2 separate regions of the Homo sapiens genome follow, and region 2 is linked to region 1. Evidence: chromatin contacts called from ENCODE Hi-C data. All regions are on one chromosome and are shown on one strand. Each heading gives the region's core, a stretch centred on a gene start or an enhancer-like site at or near the end of the contact. The rest is flanking DNA. Distances are from core to core; before and after follow the strand shown. Region 1 holds the start of ADAMTS8 (ADAM metallopeptidase with thrombospondin type 1 motif 8). Region 2 has its middle 120 kb from the start of SNX19.

Region 1 (5,832 bases), core at 2,008-4,507:
TTAAAAATATAAAAACTATTCTTAGCTTGTAGAGTGCAAAAAAACAAGCAGTGTGCAGCAATTAGCCCAAGGGCCGTAGTTTGGCAACCCTGCCGTAATTACATATTTTGGGAAATAAAGTAGTAATGTAAGAAATCCGGAATTGGCAGAATGCCGTTATGGGATTTTCACGGGTTGGTTTGTTGATGTTTGTTTTGCTGCACTGTTTTCACCTGCCACTCCTCTAAGAGCGGCCACTACAAACCACCCACCCTTTCTCGCTCCCTGTGGCAAGGGTCCTGGGTTTAACATAGCCAGGTCCTGGGTTTAACATAGCCAGGTCCTGGGTTTAACATAGCCAGGTCCTGGGTTTAACATAGCCAGGTCCTGGGTTTAACATAGCCAGGTCCTGGGTTTAACATAGCCAAGGTAAGCCTGACACCTTGTGGTTGCATTGCGAACGGCAGGAGCTACCTTGGAAGTTAGCAGCACTGCACATCTGGGGAAGGGGAAATCCAGGAGGGAGCGGGGACTGCGGGGCCAGTCAATGAACCAGTCAGCAGGTGGTGGTGGTGGTGGTGGCGGCGGCGGCGGTGGTGGGTGGTGGGGGTGGTGGGGGTGGTGGTGATGTTGTTGTTGAAATGAGGAAGGATAAAGTCCAGAACTCACTATCTGACTTCTCTCTCCAAAGAGAACTTCCAAAATGCTACCTATGGGGGCACTTCATCCTATTAAAAAAATGAAGCAGCAGTGGCCAGGCTCGGTGGCTCACGCCTGTAATCCCAGTACTTTGGGAGGCCAAGGTGGGAGAATCACCTGACGTCAGGAGTTCAAGACCAGCCTGACCAACATGGTGAAACCCTGTCTCTACTAAAAAAAAAAAAAAACATCAGCCGGGCATGGTGGCAGGAGCCTGTAATCCCAGCTGCTTGGGAGGCTGAGGCAAGAGAATCACTTGAACCCTGGAGGCGGTTTCAGTGAGCTGAGATCTCGCCATTGCACTCCAGCCTGGGTAACAAGAGCGAAACGCCATCTCAAAAAATTAAAAACTAAAATAAAAATGAAGCAGCAACTTCCAGAGCCTTCACAACCAAAGGCTCCATGGACACTCAAGACTTTCCTTGGTTCAGTTAAATCTCCCACTTCTAGCCCTTAGCATTCGGGCGGGAGAAAGGGAAACTGGGCACGCTCCTCACTCCCACTCCTCCCAGATGCTTACACTCGAGAAAGAAGGAAAACCCACAGGACCTAACTGCTACTGAAAATCAGGAGTTAGCTGGCACAGTAGCTCACACCTATAATCCCAGCACTTTGGGAGGTTGAGGCAGGCGGATCACCTGAGGTCAGGAGTTGGAGACCAGCCTGGCCAAAATGGTGAAACCCCATCTCTACTGAAAGTACAAAAGTTAGCCAGGTGTGGTGGTGCCTGCCTGCAGTCTCAGCTACTTGGGAGGCTGAGGCAGGAGAATCTCTTGAACCTGAGAGGGAGAAGTTGCTGTAAGCCAAGATCGCACCATTGCACTCCAGCCTGGGTGACAAAGTGAGACTGTGTCTCAAAAAGAGAAAATCAGGAGTTGTACTCTGGGAAACAGCAAATAAGGGGCTTCAAGGAGGTAAAAACCAGTCATTGAACTGTTACAATAGCCCTGAGGCAACACAGAGTTGTATTCATTGCTTGCCCAGGTCAGACTGTCCCAAGCACTGTACAGGATGTCCCAAGCACTGTACACTGTGCTAGGACGAAGTGTTTTGCTTGTTTTGAGAAAAGGGTTGAAGAGACCATTCTTTCCATTGTCCTTCCTCTAGAAGTGTTTCCCCAAAACATTCTAGACTCGTTATTCCTATCCTATAAATTATGCAGGAAAGGAGGTTCTGCACCATGCTAGGTTGGGAAGTTCATCCTTTCATCTAATTCACAGCTGTCCCTCTGTGTTTCTGAGAAAGCAAAGAGAGGGGGGATACTTAGAGGGAATTTGGCAGCACTTTCCCCTGGGCAAGAGCCTCCTCTTTGGAGGTAACAAGCCCTGAGAGTCTCAGATGCATGCTGAACCACCACACTGCAGGAAGGGGTCAGATGGGCTGAAAAGAATCAGCGATGACCTCGACTGTCAACATCCCCAGCATAAGCACAGAGCTGGGTACCTGGGGGCAGGTGAATTGGCAAAGGATTTAAAGGCCCTGATCCCAGCGGTTCCTAATGCATCACCCACATTGACAACTCAGAGAAAGGCACAGTTGGTGGATGAGTCTAGAGTTTGTAGGTAGAGAACAGGGCCCTCCACCCAATCCAGACCTGTGTCATTGAGACTGGGATGGGATGCAGTTTTGTGGTCTTGAGACCATGTCATCCCTCTCTTCCTGAATACTACCCCCTTCCCTAGGGGGCAGTGGTGACATGGGACAGAATAAATTCACCTCATACACATTTGTTCCTGGGGCTGTGGCAACGCAGTGAAAGGGCCTGCCACCTTACTTGAAGTCCCGGGCAACTAGCAGTATCCAGAAGAGAAGACCTTTTTCAGGGACTGGAGGTCTGTTTCCCTCTTGGGGAAATGCTAACTTCCAACCTCAGTGCTGGTAACTTACCACTGTGCTGGCCTCTGCCCCACCTGCCCTCTAACAGGACAGTGAGAGTCCCTCTTAGGGTTAACCAGGTGGGTTGTTTTTTGTTTTGTTTTTGTTTTCCCCATCTTCAGTTTGGAGTGAAAGTTAGGAAGGCTGTGCAGTAGTGATGAGAGGAGGGCATGATTTTAGCATGACCTTTTCCTCCTCTCCCTTTATGCTTTACAATGAAAAGCTCAGGAACCTTCTCCCCACACAGTCGGATCTCCGGAGGCATCTGCAGGGATCCCAACAGTGTCGGGCTCTGCAGTCGGACTCTGCAGGGATCCGAACAGGGTCGCTGAGACCAGTGCACGAGCCTCTTCGGAAGATGCATCCTGGACTCTTGGCCGCAGAGGAGAAAGCGGTTGGGGTCTCCCAGGGACTCTTTCTAAAGGGTCAGTCCAGCATGGTAGGGGTTAACGTGGGTCCACGCGTAGAGGGAAAGGAAAGAAGTTGTAGTTGACACTTCAGGGGGGCGGGTGGCGGACGGGTCTCGCTGCCTGATTGGTTTTGCATTTCATCCCAATTTTTTTTTCTCCACTCTCTCTCCCTCTTTTCAGTTTCTCTCTCTGATCCCAGGGGAGGGGAAACGGGAATAGTGAGAGATCAAAAATAAACCTCTTATGTCAAGCCGGGAAGGAAGTATAAATAAGAAGGGCTCGGCAGCCCACTCGGTGCTTCCCGGGGTGGGGAGGAGGCAGGAGGCGGCTGCGCGGGGCTGGCGCGGGCAGGGGCGGAGGACGGGCGCACGCGGGCCGGGGCCAGCTGCTCGCGCTCGGCTCGGGGGCGGCGGCGCGGGAGGAGCGGGCTGCGCCAGCCAGAGGGGCCGCCGGGGGAGCGCTCCCGCCGCCGGGCCCCGCGGGCCGAGTCGGCCTTGCACCCGATTGATTCCGCTTTTCCTGGAGAGAGCGGCCGGGCCGCGCTCGGGCCGCCAGCACCTGCCCGCGCCTGGCGGGCTTCTTCCCTCTCCTGCGCGCAGCCACCGCCGCAGCCCCCATGCTCCCCGCCCCCGCCGCCCCCCGGTGGCCTCCGCTCCTGCTGCTGCTGCTGCTGCTGCTGCCGCTGGCCCGCGGCGCCCCGGCCCGGCCCGCAGCCGGGGGGCAGGCCTCGGAGCTGGTGGTGCCCACGCGGTTGCCCGGCAGCGCGGGCGAGCTCGCGCTCCACCTGTCCGCCTTCGGCAAGGGCTTCGTGCTGCGCCTGGCGCCCGACGACAGCTTCCTAGCGCCCGAGTTCAAGATCGAGCGCCTCGGGGGCTCCGGCCGGGCGACCGGGGGCGAGCGGGGGCTGCGCGGCTGCTTCTTCTCCGGCACCGTGAATGGGGAGCCCGAGTCGCTGGCGGCGGTCAGCCTGTGCCGCGGGCTGAGCGGCTCCTTCCTGCTGGACGGCGAGGAGTTCACCATCCAGCCGCAGGGCGCGGGGGGCTCCCTGGCTCAGCCGCACCGCCTGCAGCGCTGGGGTCCCGCCGGAGCCCGCCCCCTCCCGCGAGGACCCGAGTGGGAGGTGGAGACGGGAGAGGGTCAGAGGCAGGAGAGAGGAGACCACCAGGAGGACAGCGAGGAGGAGAGCCAAGAAGAGGAGGCAGAAGGCGCTAGCGAGCCGCCACCGCCCCTGGGGGCCACGAGTAGGACCAAGCGGTTTGTGTCTGAGGCGCGCTTCGTGGAGACGCTGCTGGTGGCCGATGCGTCCATGGCTGCCTTCTACGGGGCCGACCTGCAGGTAGGACTGAGAGCCTCCTCCAGCCGCCGTGCCCGGAGGCCCCCCAGACGCCTCCCAGCGTCTCTAAAATCTCCCCTTCCAATCCCTCTGAGAAAAAAAAAAAAAAAAAAAAAAAGCCCTCCCCACTCATCTTCTCCAGCCTTACCCCAAACGAGATTCTCTCCTGTCTGAGAAAGAGCAGTAACTCTTTTCTGAACTTCTGCCACCCTGGATCCCTGCGCCCCCACCCCCAGGTCCCTTCCAGTTTAGAGTGGGGCTGCCGACGCCCATCCCTCTCATCCGAATCTCCCGCGGCACGTGGCGCACTGACCCGAAAGTGGGTATCAACGCATTCCCCGGCACCTGCCTCTCCCAGCAGAGATGAAAATTGAGCGTTTACGAATAGCTCCCACTCCCACCCCTCAGCCCTCTACTGCCTCCAGATCTGAGAGGCTCCCAGGGAAAGGCAGATGGGATGGAGAGAGATGGCTGTCTGATTCCCTTGGGTATGGAGGTCGCCATAAGCAAAAGACATTGTTTGAAAGGAGCTGAACCTGGAGAGGGGCTGCCCAACTTCTGTGCAGCCAGCTGGTTGTGATCAATGGGGCATGGACTACCTTGCCAACCTGGCGCTCAGCCCCGGCAGAACTTGGCAATGCCAGCAGCCAGCACAAGAGGGAGGGGCAGAGAACTTCTGCCTGGGGGCTCAGCCCAGGAGCTGAAGCTTTGGTGGAAACGCGAGGGGCGCAGGGGCTGGAACGAGCTCTTTGGGTGAATGTCTCTAGTAAAGCCAGACCCACACTTGGTCCACCCAGCTGCCCTTAGCCCAGACACAGCTCTTACCTAAACAGGGGAGAAAAACAGAGTCCAGGGGATGGCTACCTAACCAGACCATTTCTAACTAGATGCAAAGATGGTGCTGACTCAGCAGGAGGTGTCTGTGTTGCCCTAAACCCCAATTTCTCCCCTAAAGACCAGGTGAAGGCTTTTCCAGGAGGAAAAGAGGGTAAGGCTTCCAGAAGAGGGGTGCTCTTTGCCCCTAGGGAGCACAGAACCAGAGATGTGCCAGGGAAGGAAGAACTGACCTGCCCAGACGTCATAGTTCCCTGAAACAGGGATCCTGGCAATGCAGCAGCTAAGCTGACACTTTGTGGTGATGGCATCCTTGGCCGGGACCCAATACTAGGCTCAGTCTGTGCCCGACTGCTGGGGGCCCCAAGGGCATAGGCATTGCCTGTGCAGAATAGTCCAGACAAGGAGGCGATCAGCCTTCTGTTTCTCACCCCATCTTTCCCACCCTCTATCACTGGGAAAGGCAGGGTAGGAAAGACCCAGGGAGAAACAGATGATTAGGATGGGAACTGCTGTGGGTGAGAGTCCACGTGGCTGCCCCTCTGGCTACTGCAGGTGCTGACTACACCCCAGGGACGCACCCCTGCAAGCCCTTGTGGTATTTGCTTCCCCAAAAGCAGGGCAGAGCAGCTTTGGGTCACGCTGATTTAACACCTGTTTCCCTGCCTGTCCTGAGAGCACGGAGCGGTGGGAGCACCAGCC
Region 2 (5,832 bases), core at 2,400-4,899, 600 kb before region 1:
TCCAGGAGTCCCCAGTCTCCCCTTCACCTCATCTGGCCCCATTAAGTGCTTGAACCCAGACGCTGACGTCTGCCCTCCGTACCTTGGTGTTTAGGCCTCGTGGAAAATGACTTGCTTGTGAATAGCTGATAATGCACCTGTCAAATTCTACATATGGCCAAGATCCTTCTGTTGGTTCCTCACACTCAAAGTGCCTTGTTTTTCTTCAAGTACTATCTGAGATGTCTCTACGGATTAGTGTTTATATGCGGCAAGTACTGCAGTTAGTTAATAATGTCAAGATCATTGAGCTTCCCTAATGAAAGAGATACACAACATCAACTGTCATTTTAAACAAACATGCAATCAGGATAGCAGTGCTGAAAATATGATCTGCCTAATTTCATGGAGATGATGCAAGAACCAGGCTGCTTTCACAGTCCTTCCACTGGCGAGCTCCATTTCACAGGATTTCAGGGGAGAAACGGTGGATTTTCACAAGAGCCGCAAAACTGCCGGTTCTGTGAAAAAGAAATTGCTTCAGCAGCTGGAATCCAGGAGGACAAATAGGTACACTGATTATATCTTCATTGTTCACCAGAGCCACAGCACTCAGTAAGTTGTAATTATGTTGTGAAGAGCTCAGTTCTGATAGTCAAGCCCTTCCCCATGTGAATATAAACAGTATTTTTCTATTTGTTATCAAAGGCTTGCAGCCAATCCTGTAGTATACATATATATACACACACACACATACACATATACATTCATGTATGTGTATGTGTGCATGTGAGTGTATATATATGTGTGTGTATATACACACATACATACATGCACACAGTATATGCAAACCTATAGAATTAAGATCTTGCAGCCAGGCGCAGTGGCTCATGCCTGTAATCCCAGCACTTTGGGAGGCTGAGGCAGGTAGATCACTTGAGGTCAGGAGTTCAAGACCAGCCTGGCCAACATGGTGAAACCCCATCTCTAAAAATATAAAAGTTAGCTGGGTGTGGTGGCGCACACCTGTAATCCTAGCTACTCAGGAGGCTGAAGAGAATCGCTTGAACCCAGGAGGTGGAGGTTGCAGTGAGCCGAGATCGCGCCACTGCACTCCAGCCTGGACAATGCAGTGAGACTCTGTCTCAAAAAAAAAAAAAAAAAACATCTTGCCTGTTTTATTCCAACAGATTAGAGCTGTGGGCACATCAGTATGCCTCCCAGTCAGGTTTCAGATAAGATTAGCTGCATTCGGACAATTCACTGGCCAAGGGTCATGCAGAAAGAATAAAAGAAGTAGGGTAGAAAACAAAAATATGGATGAATCAGTTGGGTGCTTGGATTATACAAAATAATAGGGAAGCTAAAGACAACTCATTCTGGAGACACCATAAACTGAGGTTTCCATAATGACTATGAGCCACCTCTGACCAGCTTTCTGATAGACCATTCAGCAAATGGCACATTTCTGGTGGCCTCATTTGTCACTGATATGCCTGCACACACAAATCTCTGGCAGTTACTAAAGTGTTCCATTGGTCATTGTCCTTTGATTTCAGCTTTCTCGTAGTTCCTAAAATCTTGCTCTTTCGGGGATCAGCTAGGCAGCAGCTCTGGATATTTCCACTCCCTTGTCTATGTGCAGTGCACAGAGCCTTGGTAAACATGACCAGCCTTGACTGGGGCAGCTACTCATCTGACCTAGGAAATCTATCTTGATATATTATTAAACCTTAAAAAATAACTTTAAAAACGTCAAGGCTAAATCACCATAGGAGTTCTGAAGCTTAGTGAGGAGGGAGAAAGCAGCCACAGAAATGTGCTCCTTTCCAAAAATGACATTCCCTCCATCTTCAGATAGTGGTGACTTGGGCGCCAAACTCCAGTCAACCAAATGTGGTTACTGATCTTATATTTCTTCCATCCTTCTTCTCATTCAAAGACCTTGCTCCTATTTGAAGGAAACAGAAGAATAAAATGGAGAAAGTTGGTGAAACCCCATCTCTACTAAAAATACAAAAATTAACCGTGCGTGATGGCATGCACCTGTAGTCCCAGCTACTCTGGAGGCTGAGACAGAAGAATCACTTGAACCAGGGAGGCAGAGGTCGCAGTGAGCTGAGATCGCGCCACTGCACTCCAGCCTGGGCGACAGAGCGAGACTCTCTCTCAAAAAAAAAAAAAAAAAAAAAATGGAGAATGTTATAGACTAGAGGCTTGTAGATCTTATTTTAATTCATGTGTTAGAGTCATTTCTAACACATAGTGAATTGGATCCTCGTACTTTCGAAATCCTACCATCAGAGACAATGCCTTCAAGGTGAACTCTACAAATAAGACATCATTGGTGCTCAGCAACCAAGGGTAGAAGGTTGCCACGAAGCAGTGGCCAGAAGAGGTTGGAGAGAATGGTGGAAGAGGTAGAATAGATAAGTGGTTAAGAATGGGGACTCATGTCAGACACATCTGGATTCAAATCTCAGCTCTTTAATTTTACTAAGGGTATCATATTCAGCAAATTTTTTAACCTGTATTAATTTTCTATTGCTGCATAACATATTACCATAAACTTAGCAGCTTACTGCAGCACGTAGTTATTATCTTACAGTTTATGTAGTTTAGGAATCTCAGCATGGCTTAGATGGGTCCTCTGCTGAGGGTCTCATCAGCTGTGATCAAGGTATCAGCCATGCTGCATCCTCATCTGGAGGTTTGACTGGGGAAGAATTTAATTCCAAGTTCATTTAGGTTGTTGGCAGAGTTTACTTCCTTGCAGACATAGGACCAAAGACCTCCAATTCCCACTGGCTGTTGGCTAGAGGCTGCCTTCAGGTCCACCAGAAGTGCTCTAACAAATGGCTTTCTCTATAGGCAGTTCATGGCTGTTTTCTTCTTCACAGCCAGCAGGAGAGTCTCTCTCACTCTAGTCTGCCAAGACAAGTCTCATATAATGTAACAAAATCATGGTCATGACATCTCATCACATTTGCCATATTTTATTGCCAGAAGCAAATCATAGGTTCTACCTGCACTGAAGTGGGAAAAGTTATACAGAGAGTAACACCAAGGGGTGCACATCATGGGGTCCTCTTAGGAATTGCCTACCACATTCTACCCTCTAGTTATCATCTGGAGAGAAAATAATGTAAAAAGTCATTTTTGAAAGGTAGAAGGAAGAAGTGTTTGAGAATGTAGAAATCCCAACTCTTCAGTTTTACTAAAGCTGTGACCTTGAACAAGTTTCTTATCCTATCTGCTTTTCAGCTTTCTCCTCTGTAAAATGGGAGTCATAAGAGTAGTTACCTTATGGGTTGATGGGAAGATTAAATAAGGGCTTGTAAATTATCTAGAAGAGTGCCTGGCACTTAGTGAGTGCTGGGGAAATGTTAACTTAATCAACATGTCCCTCTTTGCAGCAGACTTGGAAAGAGTATCTTTTGGGCATAGCTTCTTTAAGCCTATATCACTTGTCAAATCAGAGGCAGAGCCAAGGCTACAACTCAACAGCCAAGAGCCCAGGTGAGGCTGTCACTGGTCTAAGCCTGTTGTGCTTGCTGAACCTGATTCTGCCACTCCAGCCATCCTTCCCCTGCTGACTCAGCCTGCCCTGGGTGTGGGGAGGGGCACATTTCCTGTAGAGAGGTCTGGTAATGGCCACAGTGGCAGGTCAGGCAGCATAGTGTGGAAACCTGGCTCTCCTTCAGGGACAAGTGGATGCTTAGACTTTGGAAGCAGGTTGGAGAGATGAGGGATAAGGTCTATGATGCTCTGCAGAGGGAGGCAGGGGTGTGTGGGTGGAGAGAAAGGAAATGAGGGAGACAGGGCCACAGTAGATACCAATGGAATGTGCTGAGGTGACCTTGCTCTCTGCGGCAAGCTCAGCGCAGCAGAGGAGGTGATGACTTGCAGTTTTCCCATCAGTGCCGCATGAGTCACTCTCCATATGGCTGGTCATGTCTATCCCCTCGTTTCCCATATCAGTTTAAATGAAGGCACTGCGTGTATGTGCATGTGTGCATGGGTGCACATGTATGAGTGCACTAACCAAACAGCTGCAGAAGTAATGAGTCAGTATTTGCTCTGAGGATCTGAGACCTCTCCCAAAAATTAGGCATAAATATGGACATCAGTATGACAAGTCAGCATTTCTACAAAATACAGCATGTCAGTTCAAGGATCTCAGCAAGTTTTAAGGAAATGACTTAAAAGATCACCTTCTTTGGAATAGAAATTAATCTCTTAGATTGATGGAGACCATTGGGAAAAGGGGAGGGTAAGAGAAAAGGGATGCAGGCATGATTCAAGTAGAAAGAAAATAGGGTTGATTTTATATTTGCAAAACAATTCACCATTAACCAAAATGCCTTTCCACACATGTCTCTTCAGGTCTCACCAAAACATATAAAGAAAACAAAGCAGATATTATCTTCATTTGCATGAGAAAACACAGTCAGTCTGTAGGAGCAAAAGGAAGTAGCAAAAAGAAAAAAAAAATACTAGAACACAGGTCTTCAGAACTCTAATTCAGTGTTCCTCTTCTACAGAATCTGACGGAGATGTCAGAATAGCCTTCGTTAGCAGGCTGATGCCTATGTGAAGGTTATTGCTTAAATATTAATTAGACAAGCCCTGTCCAGGCACTGCCAGCCTAGGGATACATTACATTAATCTTTCTGAGCCTAAGTTTCCTTATCTATAAAATAAGGATAATAATAATATTCACCTAATTAGGTTGTTTGAGGATTAAATAGGTTAATAATCATAAGGGCATAAGAAATTGTCTGTGCAAAGTGTTAGATTAAGTGTTAGCTTATTATTTTGGCCTCTTCTCCCAGCCCTCCCACTTAAAAGTACTTATTCAGGGAGAAATGAACACTACCTTGCTGAATGAATTACTGATTGAATAATGGGAACTAAATGGAGACAGAAGAGGACCTAGAAACAAGGCCAAACACCCAGGGAAAGGAAAGACTCACTTCTTGGTTTCAATGACCAACTTTCCCACAATCACCTAATTGTAGTCCAAACCTCAGATTTAAGTGGCCCTTGCAGCATAAACCAAAGCTTTCTAAACTCCCAGGGCATTTCTCTCTCCCTCTATTTCATTATCACCTGCTCAATGATTACAAAACACTGCTTTTCATGAAGGATACAAAACCATTTTAGAGGACTCATGTGACACCCTGGAACACTCAGCTCTCTTTACTCACTCTCGGTGGGATGCTGGTGACTGTGCTTTGTGATTGGGGAGCCCTGATTTGTAGTGTCTGATGATACCTGTGGTGTAAACACTCCTACTATGACTGATTTCAAGCTACCATGGGTTTAACAACTGGCTGGCAAACTCCTGAATATTAAACAATTGGCTTTTACACGTGGCTTTGTCCCTCTCCTTTGCTCCTTCCCATTTCCATAAGAGGATTGGGCCCTGACTGCTAGGTCCATTGAGCCTCATTGGATACGGGCTGGTAAATACAGCTCCTATCACTGCTGTGTGGCACTTGCTCTGCACCTTGGGACCTCATAGTGCAGGGCAAGGAATAAGAACCCTTGGCATTCTAGAAAAAGGAAACAAATAAGCAGGAGAACCTGGGGTGGAGGTTTCTGAATTTTATTCCAAACCATGGCATTAATAAATGGCTTGAACTGAAGAAAAGCCAAGTTCACCTGTTCCTGGTGCCTTATTTTCTCCATTCATCAGACAGTGACAACAACGACCTCAGTCACAGGGGAGGCAGAGAGCTTCATTAGCTCATGGTTTTTAAAGGCTCAGATACAAAAGGCAGTGTAATAGGAGTGCAAAGCCTCATTATTAGGTAATAACTCTCATCTGGCTGATTCCAATTGCACATC

The links. Hi-C counts contacts between places; a loop is a spot of excess contacts on that map. Pooled maps may share reads with other maps.
Region 2: a pooled map shows a loop between it and region 1 (5-fold over the local background). The contact joins the enhancer-like site here to the promoter of ADAMTS8 in region 1. A Hi-C loop is called at or near these places in 1 of 168 maps with a recorded cell type or tissue (mammary epithelial cell) and 4 of 50 pooled maps.

What each region holds. Positions count from the first base shown.
Region 1 is chr11:130,426,034-130,431,865 of GRCh38, reverse strand. ADAMTS8 (ADAM metallopeptidase with thrombospondin type 1 motif 8) reads left to right here and starts at 3,257. Exons shown (of 9, transcript NM_007037.6): 1 at 3,257-4,299. The coding sequence starts at 3,580.
Region 2 is chr11:131,031,313-131,037,144 of GRCh38, reverse strand. No RefSeq gene overlaps it. Among named protein-coding and RNA genes, the nearest start is that of SNX19, 120 kb to the right of the region's middle. RefSeq lists an enhancer at 3,604-4,104. Within about 2 kb of position 3,649, at least 3 of the 41 ENCODE cell types and tissues checked have a DNase peak (open chromatin) inside an H3K27ac peak, as active enhancers do; they include mammary epithelial cell, where a contact is called at or near this core.